3 separate regions of the Homo sapiens genome follow, and regions 1 and 3 are each linked to region 2. A link is an interaction called in ENCODE POLR2A ChIA-PET data of the cell type or tissue named here. Cell type or tissue: HepG2. All regions are shown on one strand. Each heading gives the region's core, and the rest is flanking DNA. Links, peaks and the distances in the headings are about the cores only.

What was found. ChIA-PET counts read pairs that join two places held together with the same protein. Peaks named below come from ENCODE experiments on the same cell type or tissue, not always from the same donor. Only the 100,000 strongest peaks of a DNase experiment are listed, where the experiment ranks them.
Region 1: POLR2A ChIA-PET joins it to region 2 with 10 read pairs; 4 of 35 experiments call an interaction of 5 or more read pairs at or near these places.
Region 3: POLR2A ChIA-PET joins it to region 2 with 51 read pairs; 2 of 35 experiments call an interaction of 5 or more read pairs at or near these places.

Annotation. Positions count from the first base shown.
Region 1 is chr6:167,340,065-167,344,468 of GRCh38, reverse strand. It overlaps TTLL2 (tubulin tyrosine ligase like 2), which reads right to left. Exons shown (of 3, transcript NM_031949.5): 3 at 1,781-4,364. The coding sequence ends at 2,790. Among named protein-coding and RNA genes, the nearest start is that of TTLL2, 17 kb to the right of the region's middle. In HepG2, for the core only: no CTCF peak of the experiment used is centred there; DNase peaks (open chromatin) are centred at 2,188 and 2,578.
Region 2 is chr6:167,214,443-167,218,936 of GRCh38, reverse strand. No RefSeq gene overlaps it. Among named protein-coding and RNA genes, the nearest start is that of HPAT5, 12 kb to the left of the region's middle. RefSeq lists a silencer at 2,202-2,496. In HepG2, for the core only: a CTCF peak has its summit at 349 (motif pointing left); DNase peaks (open chromatin) are centred at 336, 2,306, 2,956 and 3,316.
Region 3 is chr6:167,306,200-167,310,693 of GRCh38, reverse strand. UNC93A (unc-93 homolog A) reads right to left here. Exons shown (of 8, transcript NM_018974.4): 7 at 2,784-2,915. Among named protein-coding and RNA genes, the nearest start is that of TTLL2, 17 kb to the left of the region's middle. RefSeq lists a silencer at 2,699-2,993. In HepG2, for the core only: no CTCF peak of the experiment used is centred there; DNase peaks (open chromatin) are centred at 333, 793, 1,843 and 4,163; H3K4me3 peaks cover 396 bases.

The DNA of each region.
Region 1 (4,404 bases), core at 405-4,404, 130 kb before region 2:
TCAGATGTTTATTTGAGATCTTTTTTTTTTTTTGATATGGACATTTATTGGTATAAACTTTTCTTTTATAACTTCTTTTGCTGCATCCCATAAGTTTTGGTATGTTGTGTTTCCATTTTCATTTGTATCAAGATATTTTAAAATTTCCTTTTTAATTTCTTCTTTGACTCAGTGGTTGTTCAGGAGCATATTGCTTAATTTCCACATGTTTGTGATTTTTTAAAAAAAATCGTCCTGTTTTTGATGTCTATTTTTATTCCACTGTGGTCAGAGAAGAAACCTGATATGAATCCAGTCCTCTTAAAGCTGCTAAGATTTGCTTTGTGGCCTCACCTATGATCTATCCTGGAGAATGTTCTGTGCATGACTGTTAGGTCCAGTTGGGCCAATGTGAGTTTCAAGCCCAATGTTTCCTTACTGATTTTCTGTCTGGATGATCTGTCTGCTGTTGAAAGTCGGGTATTGAAGCCCTCCTGCTGCTATCATATTGCAGTCTATGTCTCCTTTCAGATTGATTATTATTGGCTTTACATATTTAGGTGGCCCAATGTTGGGTACACAGACTTAAAAATTGTAACATGCTCTTGATGAATGGGCCCCTTTATTATTATGTAAGGACCATCTTTGTCTCTTTTTACAGTTATTGACTTAAAGTCTGTTTTTTCAGACATAAGGATAGCCATTCTTGCTCTCTTTTGGTTTCCATTTGCCTGAAATATCTTTTTCCATCCCTTCACTTTCAGTCTACCTAAACCACCTGCCAAGGAGTCCTGGAGAAGTCACGCACAGCAGTGCCTCAGCAGGCAGGTCCACCTACATGGTCCCAGCTGTGGATGTGAAAATTACCCTGTGCCTTGGCACCAGCCCCCCTCAGCTGTGGTTGCAGGTTAATCCTGCTCCTACGAGGACCCAGAGAGAGACCCACCCATCTGAAACACCCAGAGGCTTGCGGTGGGTCTTGTTCCACAGCAGATGCTGACGGGACCCTCTCTTGGCTCTAGGCCCTCTCGGCTGTGACCCAGGAGCCCTCTTAACAACACAGGGGCCTGCTGGGAGACTCGCTGGTCTAGGCCACCACGATAGGGTTGCTGGCCTCTGTCCCATTGCAGAGCCTGAACAAGCTCTGAATGCTGACTCCAGCCCCATTCTACTGCCACCCAGGAGAAGTTCCAGTCACATAGGGAACTGCTAGAGTCTCACCCACCAGTGCCCCTGGATGGAGCTTAATGAACTTGGACCCTTGCAGATCCTGACACAGCCCTGGGGCTCGGGTCTAGCCTTTCCTACCAGGCTATGATCTGGGAGAGTTCTGCCGAGCCGGGGTCCTGCCAGGAGACACACAATTCCGTCCCTGGAGTAGGCTTGCCAACCTCTGTCCTATGGCAGATCCTCAAAGGGCCCTGGACCTCGGTCCTGGCCCATCCTGCCTGCAGACTGAGAGTGGTTCTGTCCACCTGGGGACCCTGGAGGCACACGTCTAGCAGTGCCCCTGCAGGCTGACTTCTGACCTTGGTCCACGGGGGATCTTCTCAACTGGCTCCAGCTCTTCTCAGCTATGACCTGCGACCAGGCCTGCCCACCCAGGAACCTGCTGGGAGATACGCCTGTCTGCACTTCCCCATCCCTACCTTTTTTTTTAAAATAAAAAAATAATTTTTCTTTTTTTTAAGTGAGAAGAGTCTTGTTATGTTGCTCAGGCTGGTCTTAAACACCTGGGCTCAAGAGATCCTCCCACCTTGTCCTCCCAAAATGCTGGGATTGAAGGCATGAGCCACCATGGCCAGCTTTTAACTTTTTTATTGTGGTAAAACACACATAACACAAAATGTACCATGAGTGATACTTAGTGAATTCCCCGTGTTGTGCAACCATCACCTCTATATAGTTCCAGAACATTTCTGTCACCCCAAAGGGAAGCCCCCTACCCATCAGTAGGCACTCCTCATTACCCCTCCCCTAAGCCACCAATCTGCTTTTGATGGATTTGCCAATTCTGACATTCCATATCAACGGAGTCATACAACATGTGGCCTTTTGTATCTGACTACTTTCACTAGAATAATGTTTTCAAGTAACCTACTGGAATTTTTATGTCTTAGGACTGCAGATGCTTTTTATGTGGCAGGAATGACAGCATACTTTGATCTGGGAGGCCATGACCTCACATGCTGTGATGGTAAACAAATGGTGACAAGGCCAAGGGGCCACTATTTAAATACAGCCCAAAGATGCCCCCACAGGGAGCTCTTTGGTGCAAAGTCTGATTTCAAGCCCAGGATTTGTAAACAACAGAGTCATTAGGGCTTTCAGTGATTTATCTCACTCTGAATGATTGTCTGATCTTAAGTTAACAAAATAATTTTAACAAATAACTGGTTGATTTAAAAAAAAACACACAGAAAGTTAACTCCTGGCTTCTTTTGTACTGTTTTCACCTAATAATCCTTTAAAAATATTAGAATAATCTTTTTCTCCTCTTTAAATACATACATAGCATAATCGTAGTGTAGCACATTCAATTACTGGTGGGAGGCTGTGTGGTATTTGTAGAATTCTTTCAAGACACCTGAGCAAATAAACATGGGATGTAATGTAGTTTAATCACCACTTGAACATATTGTGCTTTGTCAGAGCTGTTATATTTATACATATGGCCACATCTTCAGTCCCAATGTCATAGTTAACATGCTGGTGGCACAGGTAGGGACTTGAACTATTGCTTTCTCTAGGACAGGATCCTTGGTTTTTAAAAATCCATGTCACTTTTTCTTGATTTGATTTTTTACCACTTAGGAATGTTGCTTATTCATTAGTTTCTGGAGCTCTTGGATTATTCTTTTGACATTTAATCCATTCCTGGAAGCTCCGAGAGTTGCTTCATTGAAAGGAAAAACAAGAACAAAGTTGCCTGCTTGGGGATCTGGAGCTTTGCCACGGTCTGACAGGACACACGGGGAGGTCTTGGTCTTGCAGGAGTGCGACTGGAAGAGGGACGCGTAGGGCATGAGTGTCTTGTGAGGCGTGTGCCTGCTCCGTAACTTGGGCTTGCTTTGTGGCATCTCCCTTGTTGACAGATGAAAATCCTGCCCACTCATCTCTCCTTCCAGCTGGGAGGCAGGTGCAGCTTCAGGACGCACACTCACAGCTTTCTCCACCACAGAGTCATCCTCGTTGTACATTCTGCTTGTGAACGAAAGAGAATCATAAGGAAGACAGTCAGGAGCATCAAGCCCACCTCTGTCACTTTTTGCAGCGTCGATGTTGGAATTTCCATGTGTGGCATTACTGGCTTCTCTCCCCTCATTTCTTAGACCATTTAAGTAAATCAGGTCAATAATATCATGGACAAGTTTTCTCTTCACCAACACATCTGTTGAACAATCCAAGGTCAAGGCTGGGCTGTAGTTGACCTCTAAAAGCCATGGTTTCAAGTTGTCATCAATCAAAATATCAAACCCAAAGAGCTCAAAGCAATTGGCAGCAAAGGGGACAGATGGTGCAATGGCGAGAATGGTGAGAATAACCATGCGGTGGATTTTCTTCCACAAAAGCAGATCGTCCACATCCCAGCTACGAAGGTAGGAAAAAAATCTGCTGAGCGTCCATTTACAACCATGACCAATCACTTCTTTGATCTTCTCATAAGAGGCCCCGGATTTATTGATGCTGCTGTTGGTCAAATGGGCATAATTGTTTTGCAAATTACTGAGGTCAAACTTTTCCGTGGCAAACCGAACCAACCCTTCCTGATAAACATAAATGGTCAAAGGCTTAAAGCCAGTAACACAAACATAGATGCGGAGATCACATTTATATCTGCCAATAAGTAAAGGATTGGAGATATATTTCTGCACTATGTACATATCATCAAAGATGAAGTCTTTAAAGTCACTGAAAATTAGTATCCCCCTCCCACGAGATAACTCAGCAGGCTTGCAAATCCAATAGCTATGCTTGGTGCCCAGCATCTGCCTCTCCTGAAAGTATTCAGCCACGAACTTGGTATAGTCATTGGGCATGACGAACGTCAGGGGGATGAACTGGTACAGGGAAGTGCCATACATCCTCCTCATGTGCTTCAGGTGTTTGGCCAAACAGTCTTTCCTGGTAAGCTTGGTGGTTCCAGGGTGGTGGTTTAGCTGCTGCCACGGTTTAACACTGTTGTGTTCGGTCATTCGGAAAGAGGATGTCCTCCAGTACAGGTTCCAGTCCTCCGCGTTCTGCTCCTGCTTATCAAACTTATTCCACCCCCTCTCCAGGAGGACGCTTTGCACCACAGCCGGGGTGGTCTCGTCAACGCGAAAAACCAGCGGCTTCAAGAGGGCCCCTGAAGGTTCATCTTCCGCCATCAAATGAGGTTTTTTCTAAAAATGGATCATTGAGAAAGGTTAGGAGAGTGGTCAA
Region 2 (4,494 bases), core at 146-4,145:
TACACAAATTGTTCTTCCTTAAACACACACACACACACACACACAGCATGAGTACATTTATTTCCAAAGTGTGAAATTCCCTAAAGTAGCCAAGAACTCGTTCTATTCCCTATAGATACCTTCTTCATCTTTATGCAGATAAAATGGTATAAGATACGTTCGAATTTATTTGGTGTTGCTTTTATTAACAAAGATTTCAGATGTAAATGTCAAGAAAATTGATATTAATTTGCTTACATGAGTACATTCCTTAAAAAAGCAAACCATTGAGTAGACTTCCCTTATATTAATCTTTGACTTTTTAGCCGGAAGTTTGGTGATTTACAAGGTGATTCTACAGCATGAAGAACACATGGCGCCTGTGGTGAACTCAGCCGTAGCAAAACGGTGCCATCTAGTGGCTGGTGAAGTCTCGGTTTTCCGGAACACGCGTGCTCTGAGCTTTGTATCACCCAGGGCATCTGTCATTTTAACGTCCAATGAGTGACCTGCAGATTCGAGCAGATCTACAGAACCACTTCTTTTCTCAAGCTGATAGAGCCCAGATGTTAATTTTAAGGACTGAAGTGGCTATTGACACCTTTTAAATCCTTTACACGTACCCCTCTTTGGCCTTTGGCAGGTCAGCCCTGGGCCGGGCCATGGCTCCAGTGCACACACAGAGCTCATAATGCCAAAACCAGCTCTGAGAGCCAAGCCAGCTCTGGGTTTCTAGAGGTTGCACTCTCTTCCCTCAGGCAACTCCACGTCTGCAGGAATGTGTAGGCTGCGGGAAGGCAGCCTCAGGGGTCGGGTAAGATAAGAGTGTCCCTTTGCTTATGATGAGACCACTGGGGGACCTGCCCTGTGGTCTCATCCTAAGACCTGCCCTGGTCACAGGAACACTGGGGGATGCTGGGAACTATCTCCTCTAAGAGTAGCATTTTATTCTGCTACAGAGAAAAGGCAGAGAGTGAAATATACTGGTCATTTTTTAAAAATCCCTTTGAACATAGATTAAAAGGAGGAACTGGGAGGAAGGGGGAGAAAAAGCAGACGTAACTGAAGCCATGGTTTCAGAAATTCAATCCCAGTAGAAGTGCTGGAGGGACAGGGAGGGTGTGGCTGGGAAGGATGGAAACAGACCAGGTTTATTTGTGCACAAAGGGAAGCTCCTTAGAAGGCACAGGCTGGTGAAGGGGAGGGGAAGAGCAGCCTCTGGAAACAGCCCCCAGAGCCAGAGAGCGAGTCCTAGAGGATGGGGCTGGTGAGTTGAAGCAACCAAGGGAGAAAGACCAGCAGACAGTGCAATAAAACATCAGGAAGGTCCTCTAATATCAAAATACAGGTCATCCGTGGGAACTAATGAGAGGCCAGAACTGAAGTAAACTAAAGTGTTGCCAAAAAATAAAAATAAGGTCCAAGTTGATTGATCGATAACACGGTTAGTATGAAGAAGTCCACGTTATGCTAATTTCTTTACGTATTATTCCAATTTGTATTGTCTCTGAAAGTCAAAATATCATCTTAGTCAATTAACATTTATTGAGGATAACATTTATTGGTGAAGTTGAACCATATATGTATCTTGAAGTTAACATTTTTGCCATATATCAGGTGCTGGTGCCAGGCTCTGCTGAGCTCTGAGGTGCTTTGTGCTGGCTGGCCATGTTTTCCACAAGGAGATGCATGAAAGGGTTTTGGAGGAAGGTCATTAGGGAGAGAAGGAAGCTGGGGCAGTGTGTGTGGCCGCTTGCCGGAGGGTGTGCGTACTGGGTGGTGTTGAAAATGACACAGATGAGGACTTAGGGTAGGAACCCTGAATTTCCCAAAAACCCCATCTAAGGCCCCGAGGGGTGTCAGAGGCCCAAAGAGGCAAGACTGCGTGTCTAAGAGATGCTGATGAGGTGAGATGAAGTGTCCTCTCGGAGGTGAGCATGGCTCACATGAGACCCTCTTCCCTTCAGGAGAGACTTCACCATTCTGCCTTTATCTGGCAAACACTCGGGGCTTAGAAAATGGAAAAAGCAAACCCACAAACGAACTACAGGCCAATGTTTCTGAGATGACAGACCTGGCTGCTGTCCCTGCACTGAGGATAAAGAGCACACGTGACCTCATAGATCGTGGACTGAACACTCCAGGCACTTCCTTTCTTGTCTTCCTGGTGGGTTGCGTATCCACAGGACAGCTGAAAATCACCTTTGAACAAACCCACACTGTTGGATTTAAGGAGCCGTGTTTCACAGTCCTTTCTGCTGCCCCAGTAATGCAGGTGGACCTAGTGAAGCTCTTCACCAAAATGTGTGTGTACTTGGCCCAGCGCCACACTCTGGCTCGTCGGGATCAAGGCCTGGAGGCTGGAAGGGGTAGACTGGACCCGAGGCCAGGCCGGGGCATTGCTTAACAGAACAAATACTGATTTAATGGAGGGGAGACAAACAGCAACTCACTTTGGTGTTCTTGGCAGTGCAGAATTATAACCTAGTGGCATGTCACGTCGCTGCTGGACTCTTAGCTACGTTACCAATAAGCATCAAACAGCATTTGTTTAAACTGTCCCCTGGATGTGTGGCAGAGCCGGTGTTTCACTGAGCTCCCCAAATGCACATCCCATTACCAGAAGTGCACCATGACTTATCTGAACTTACATGAATTTTAAAATGTATTTACACATTAAATGAAAAGGAGAACACTGGGACAAATATCCCCACAATATTCCATACGATAACTCTCCAAATGCTCCCAATGAATGTGATCATTCATATTTGGTTTTTGTTCTTCGTGAGCTATGTAAATAGTGGACTCAACTCTCCTTTTCCTTATATGGACACATGATACTCTCAGGGAAAGCCTTGTTGAATTGTGCAAACAAAGTTACCTAAGGTCAAACAAAGAGTATCAACGTCCAAGTCCGGTGAATGACTGGAATAAAGACTCCCTTTAATAAGGGATGCTAATTTAAATTGAAACTATTTCTGTCTTTCTGTACAGGAAAAAGTAATTTTTTTCAAAAATAAATCAAATTAGCTTGGCATGATGGCTCACGCCTGTAATCCCAGCACTTTGTGGGGCCAAGGTGGCGGATCACTTGAGCTCAGGAGTTCGAGGCCAGCCAGGCCAACATGGTGAAACCCCATCTCTCCTAAAAATATAAAAATTAGCCAGGCGTGGTGGCACATGCCTGTAGTCCCACTACTCAAGAGGCTGAGGCTGGAGGATCACTTGAACCCGGGAGGCAGAGGTTGCAGTGAGCTGAGATCACGTCATTGCACTGCAGCCTGGGCGACAGAGCAAGACTGTCTCAAAAAAAAAATGTTGGGGAAAATATTTTCACATACTTGAGAAGCTCCTGGGGACTTTGTACTCGCAATCGTCATGCGTGAGTGGCATTTTAGTACTGCGTTCCTGCACTCCTGGCAGGCTGGCTCTCCATGCAGCACAGCACACACACAAGGTCTCTGTTCTCTATTTTTTGAAAAAGCTGGAAATTTTATGTAGCTTTGGCTACATCTCAAGAGCAGCTCTCTTCATTTTTGTTTTTCTAAATAGCAAGTTAGATTTCTAATTTTATTCTCCCCAAATGTGTGCTTTCTTTTAAGAAAATATGTGGGATGTAATCCCAGCACTTTGAGAGGCCGAGGCAGGTGGATCTCCTGAGGTCAGGAGTTCAAGACCAGCCTGGCCAACATGGCGAAACCCCATCTCTACTAAAAATACAAAAAATTAGCCAAGTGTGGTGGCAGGCACCTGTAATCTGAGCTACTCCAGAAGCCGAGGAACAAGAATTGCTTGAACCCGGGAGGCAGAGGTTGCAATGAGCCAAGATCGTGCCACTACACTCCAGCCTGGGCGAGAGAGCAAGAATTTGTCTCACCAAAAAAAAAAAAAAAAAAAAAAAAAGAAAAAGAAAAAGTGTAGGCCAGGCACGGTGGCTCACGCCTGTAATCCCAGCACTTTGGGAGGCCAAGGCAGGCATATCACCTGAGGTCGGGAGTTTAAGACCAGCCTGACCAACATGGAGAAACTCCGTCTCTACTAAAAATACAAAATTAGCCATATGTGGTGGCGCATGCCTGTAATCCCAGCTACTCAGGAGGCTGAGGCAGGAGAGTCACTTGAACCCCAGAAGCAGAGGTTGCAGTGAGCTGAGATCGCGCCATTGCACTCCAGCCTGGGCAACAAGAGTGAAACTCCATCTCAAAAAAAAGAAAAAGAAAAAGAAAAAGAAAATATGTGGGACACGTACTTTCCTAATTAACGACACTGAATAAAACCCAGTGCACTTTGTCCTCACCTTTCAGTCATCACTGCTCAATTTAAAGACTGATCATTACAGTCTCCCACATAGAAGCAGGTCAGAGGACTTCACCATTCAAGCCCCTCCTTCCTGGGGCAGAATTGAGGAAGCCCGGGCCCGGGTCACTGTCCCACTGGGCTCCAGCCATCCCCCGGCCTCTCAAGGGGAGATCTGTGCCAGGCACTCCTCTCTGCTTATTCCCTCGGACAGCTAAC
Region 3 (4,494 bases), core at 294-4,293, 92 kb before region 2:
GGCCAGGCTGGTCTTGAACTCCTGAGCTTAAGTGATCTGTCTGGTTCATCCTCCCAAAGTGGTGGGATTACAGGGGTGAGACACCGCACCCGGCCAGTTTGGTTTATTTTTGAAAAAAATTACTTTTTCCTGTACAGAAAGACAGAAACAGTTTCAATTTAAATTAGCATCCCTTATTAAAGGGAGTCTTTATTCCAGTCATTCACCGGACTTGGACGTTGATACTCTTTGTTTGACCTTAGGTAACTTTGTTTGCACAATTCAACAAGGCTTTCCCTGAGAGTATCATGTGTCCATATAAGGAAAAGGAGAGTTAAGTCCACTGTTCACATAGCTCAGGAAGAACAAAAACCAAATATGAATGATCACATTCATTGGGAGCATTTAGGGAATTATCGTATGGAATATTGTGGGGATATTTGTCCCAGTGTTCTCCTTTTCATTTAATGTGTAAATACATTTTAAAATTCATGTAAGTTCAGATAAGTCATGGTGCACTTCTGGTAATGGGATGTGCATTTGGGGAGCTCAGTGAAACACCGGCTCTGCCACACATCCAGGGGACAGTTTAAACAAATACTGTTTGATGCTTATTGGTAACGTAGCTAAGAGTCCTGCAGCGAGGTGACATGCCACTAGCTTATAATTCTGCACTGCCAAGAACACCAAAGTGAGTTGCTGTTTGTCTCCCCTCCATTAAATCAGTATTTGTTCTGTTAAGCAATGCCCCGGCCTGGCCTCGGGTCCAGTCTACCCCTTCCAGCCTCCAGGCCTTGATCCCAACAAGCCAGAGTGTGGCGCTGGGCCAAGTACACACGCATTTTGGTGAAGAGCTTCACTAGGTCCACCTGCATTACTGGGGCAGCAGAAAGGACTGTGAAACACGGCTCCTTAAATCCAACAGTGTGGGTTTGTTCAAAGGTGATTTTCAGCTGTCCTGTGGATACGCAACCCACCAGGAAGACAAGAAAGGACGTGGCTGGAGTGTTCTGTCCGCGATCTGAGGTCACATGTGCTCTTTATCCTCAGTGCAGGGACAGCAGCCAGGTCTGTCATCTCAGAAACATTGGCCTGTAGTTCGTTTGTGGGTTTGCTTTTTCCATTTTCTAAGCCCCGAGTGTTTCCCAGATAAAGGCAGAATGGTGAAGTCTCTCCTGAAGGGAAGAGGGTCTCATGTGAGCCATGCTCACCTCCGAGAGGACACTTCATCTCACCTCATCAGCATCTCTTAGACACGCAGTCTTGCCTCTTTGGGCCTCTGACACCCCTCGGGGCCTTAGATGGGGTTTTTTGGGAAATTCAGGGTTCCTACCCTAAGTCCTCATCTGTGTCATTTTCAACACCACCCAGTACGCACACCCTCCGGCAAGCGGCCACACACACTGCCCCAGCTTCCTTCTCTTCCTAGTGACCTTCCTCCAAAACGCTCTCACGCATCTCCTTGTGGAAAACACAGCCAGCCCGCACAAAGCACCTCGGAGCTCAGCAGAGCCTGGCATGAGTGCAGTGGTGCGATCTCGGCTAACTATGACCTCTGCCTCCGGAGTTCAAGTGATTCTCCTGCCTCAGCCTCCCGAGTAGCTGGGATTACAGGTGCAACGGCCATGTCCCCTTCCAGCTCTCTTGCCCTCAGGCCTCTCTAGTGCAGCTGCCTGAGCCTGGGGCCCCTTCCTCCCTGGCTCCTGCTTGGCTCCTTGGCTCCCGCTCATCTCCCATCCGTGTCCTCACTGCCCTGCCTGACCTCCTGGCCAGGCCACCCTATTCTGTGAGGACTTTGGCATTTGGCTCCTGCCATCATCATGGGATGTCACCTTCTATCCGACAACCAGCCCTCCCGGCTCCCCACAGGGCCGCACCTTGGACCTTGTCACCTGCCTTTTGGAATTGATTGTTGTGACACGGGGCCGACTCCACATAGCTCCCAGTCACTCCTGGGTGTCAGCGCTTTCTGCTGCTTCCAGTGACCTAGGTGCATCTGACCCTCCCCCACATGCTGGCCCCACACTTGGGGACCCGACTTGCCACTCCACCCCACTCCTCTGCACTCCCCCCAGGCCGCCTTCTTAGGGGCCCCAGCCCCAGCAAGGCCTTGGAGCATCCCTGCCACCTCCTGCCCTGGTTCCTCCTGCACCCCACCCCACCTGGACAGTGGTCAGCCCATACGTGATGCAGATGTAGCCTCTAGGAGGAAGCCCACCCTGGCCTCCCCTGCTCCCCCACATCCACAGGGCCCCCACCTGCTGCTCCCAGAAAACCCACCACTGCCCAGGATGCCCCAGAGCCCCGTCCACAGACACTGACCCTAGTGACCTGTGATGTGTGTGGCTTGTGGCTCACACTGCCACCTCCCATCGTCCCGTGGGCTCCTTGGAAGGCTCTGCATGTTTACACCCCAGGCCCAGGTACACGGGAGTGTGCCTCTGCTCACAAGCACATCTGAATAAAGGTTTTCAGTCATGAAGAGACTGCTGTCCTAGGGGTAGAGAGTCTTGCACCCCAGCTCGAATGGGCGACTTGACTTAAGCAAAACCACATCATCCTGAGGGAATGGTGCCCAGAAGGAACCTTGGGTGGTTTTCCAGTTTTGCATCATGAATCTGAATAAATGCTCAGAGAAAATACATCAGACTCAGAGGCGACATCAAAGCCCTCTTGGCCCTCCCGTCTCTCCCAACTCATCTCTCTTGGCTCTGGCCCATTGGCATCTAATGAGCCCCACAGTTGCCTTGGCCAGGGACCGCCCCCTGCTGCCACAGAGGAAGGGGCCTGGGCTGGGGACTCACCATTGTTTTGTGTCTGCCAGACGGCATCTGCCACGCCCCACAGGCCAGAGAATACGAAGAACACTGCCAGATGGTCAGCACGAGGTCTCCACAGCAGTAGGGCAATCATGCAGGACACGTGGGTCACCGCGCCTGGGGGTGCAGAGGGGAAACCGCCAGGCGATGAGGGCCATCATCATGGCCTGGAGGGGCCTGGAGGTGGGTCAGTGCTGGAGCAACCATCTCAACCGTCCTCTGGAACTGTCCTCTGGAACCGTCTCAACCATCTCAACCATCTCAACCGTCCTCTGGAATTGTCCTCTGGAACCATCTCAACCATCTCAACTATCTCAACCGTCCTCTGGAACCGTCTCAACCATCTCAACTGTCTCAACCATCCTCTGGAATTGTCCTCTGGAACCGTCTCAACCATCTCAACCATCCTCTGGAACCATCTCAACCGTCCTCTGGAACCGTCCTCTGGAACTGTCTCAACCATCTCAACCGTCTCAACCATCCTCTGGAACTGTCTCAATGTTTGCTTCATGCTCAATGTTCCCTTAATGCTCTGGAAGTCGTCTTTTTAGTTGGAACCTTGACATTTAATTTGTGAGCTGATGTGTATGCGTGCTGCTAGCTCTAAATCAATGCTCTGCACCATACACCTGCTGCGTGACCCGCAGCCTCAGCCTGGAGGGCCTTGGGTGTGGTCTGGCATCATGTTGGGAAGGAAGGTCACCCTGTCTGGGCCTGAGGTTGCCCCTAAGCTAAGAGGGTTTAAAGTCAGAAAGAGAAGGGCCTTCTCATTAGGTATAAATTGAAGCATCCCAGCACCTTTCCGAGTAGCCAGGGGGTAGGACAAAGTGTGCCCATGGTTTCATCTGAGCCTTCCAAGTAGGGGCATGGGGACAAAAGGGAGGAGGCCACAGACCCCCCAGGCAGGTAGCATCTGTGGGCCCCACCTTGTGACTCGTCCCAGCAGGTCACAGATTTGGGACCCCAATTTCCACAGGCTGTGGCATCTCTAGGATGCAGTAATGAGGCTGCCCATTGACGCTCAAGACGCCACAGAGGAAGAGCAGGGTCTCTGTCAGCGGAAAGGCAGGTCCACACCGCATGCCCCAGGGCTGTGCCACCTTAGGCAAGTCCCTCCACTTCTGCACTCCATGATCTCCTATTTGTAAGGGAACACTGTCTGCTTCACAGGGCGCCGTGAAGACGGATAGGAAACCCCAGGCAGAGCCTCCAGGCTCCATGGCCCTGGCAGATGCTCACCGTGTGCCCTTCCTCTGGCTGCGCCCCCACACCCAGCCCTGCCTGGGGCATTGACATGCCAGGCGCTGTTTTTCGTAGTGCCTGCATTCCTCATTGTTCACGTGATCTCTGACTCATCTCTTCCCTTCCCTTCCCAAGAAAAATGGAAGGTGCTGTGTGTTTAGGGAGGAGTCTGTGGCCTTAGAAGTCTTGTCCTTATCCACTGTGTGAATAGATGTGGAACAGAGCTGCCCCAACCCCAGCGTGTCTTTCCGTGAACCCCATGGCCTCACCACTGGCTTCGTGTCCCTCATTTGCACCTGCAGAGACCCTGCCCTGCCCCACCCTGGCCTGGTCACCACACCGAGTGCCCACTCGGAGCAGGCACTTGCTGTGTGGCCTCATGCCGAGCACAGTGCCTGCCCAGAGCCAGCTTGGGGAGAGATCTGATTCCTGCTTGTTGAGGGGGTGAAGAAAG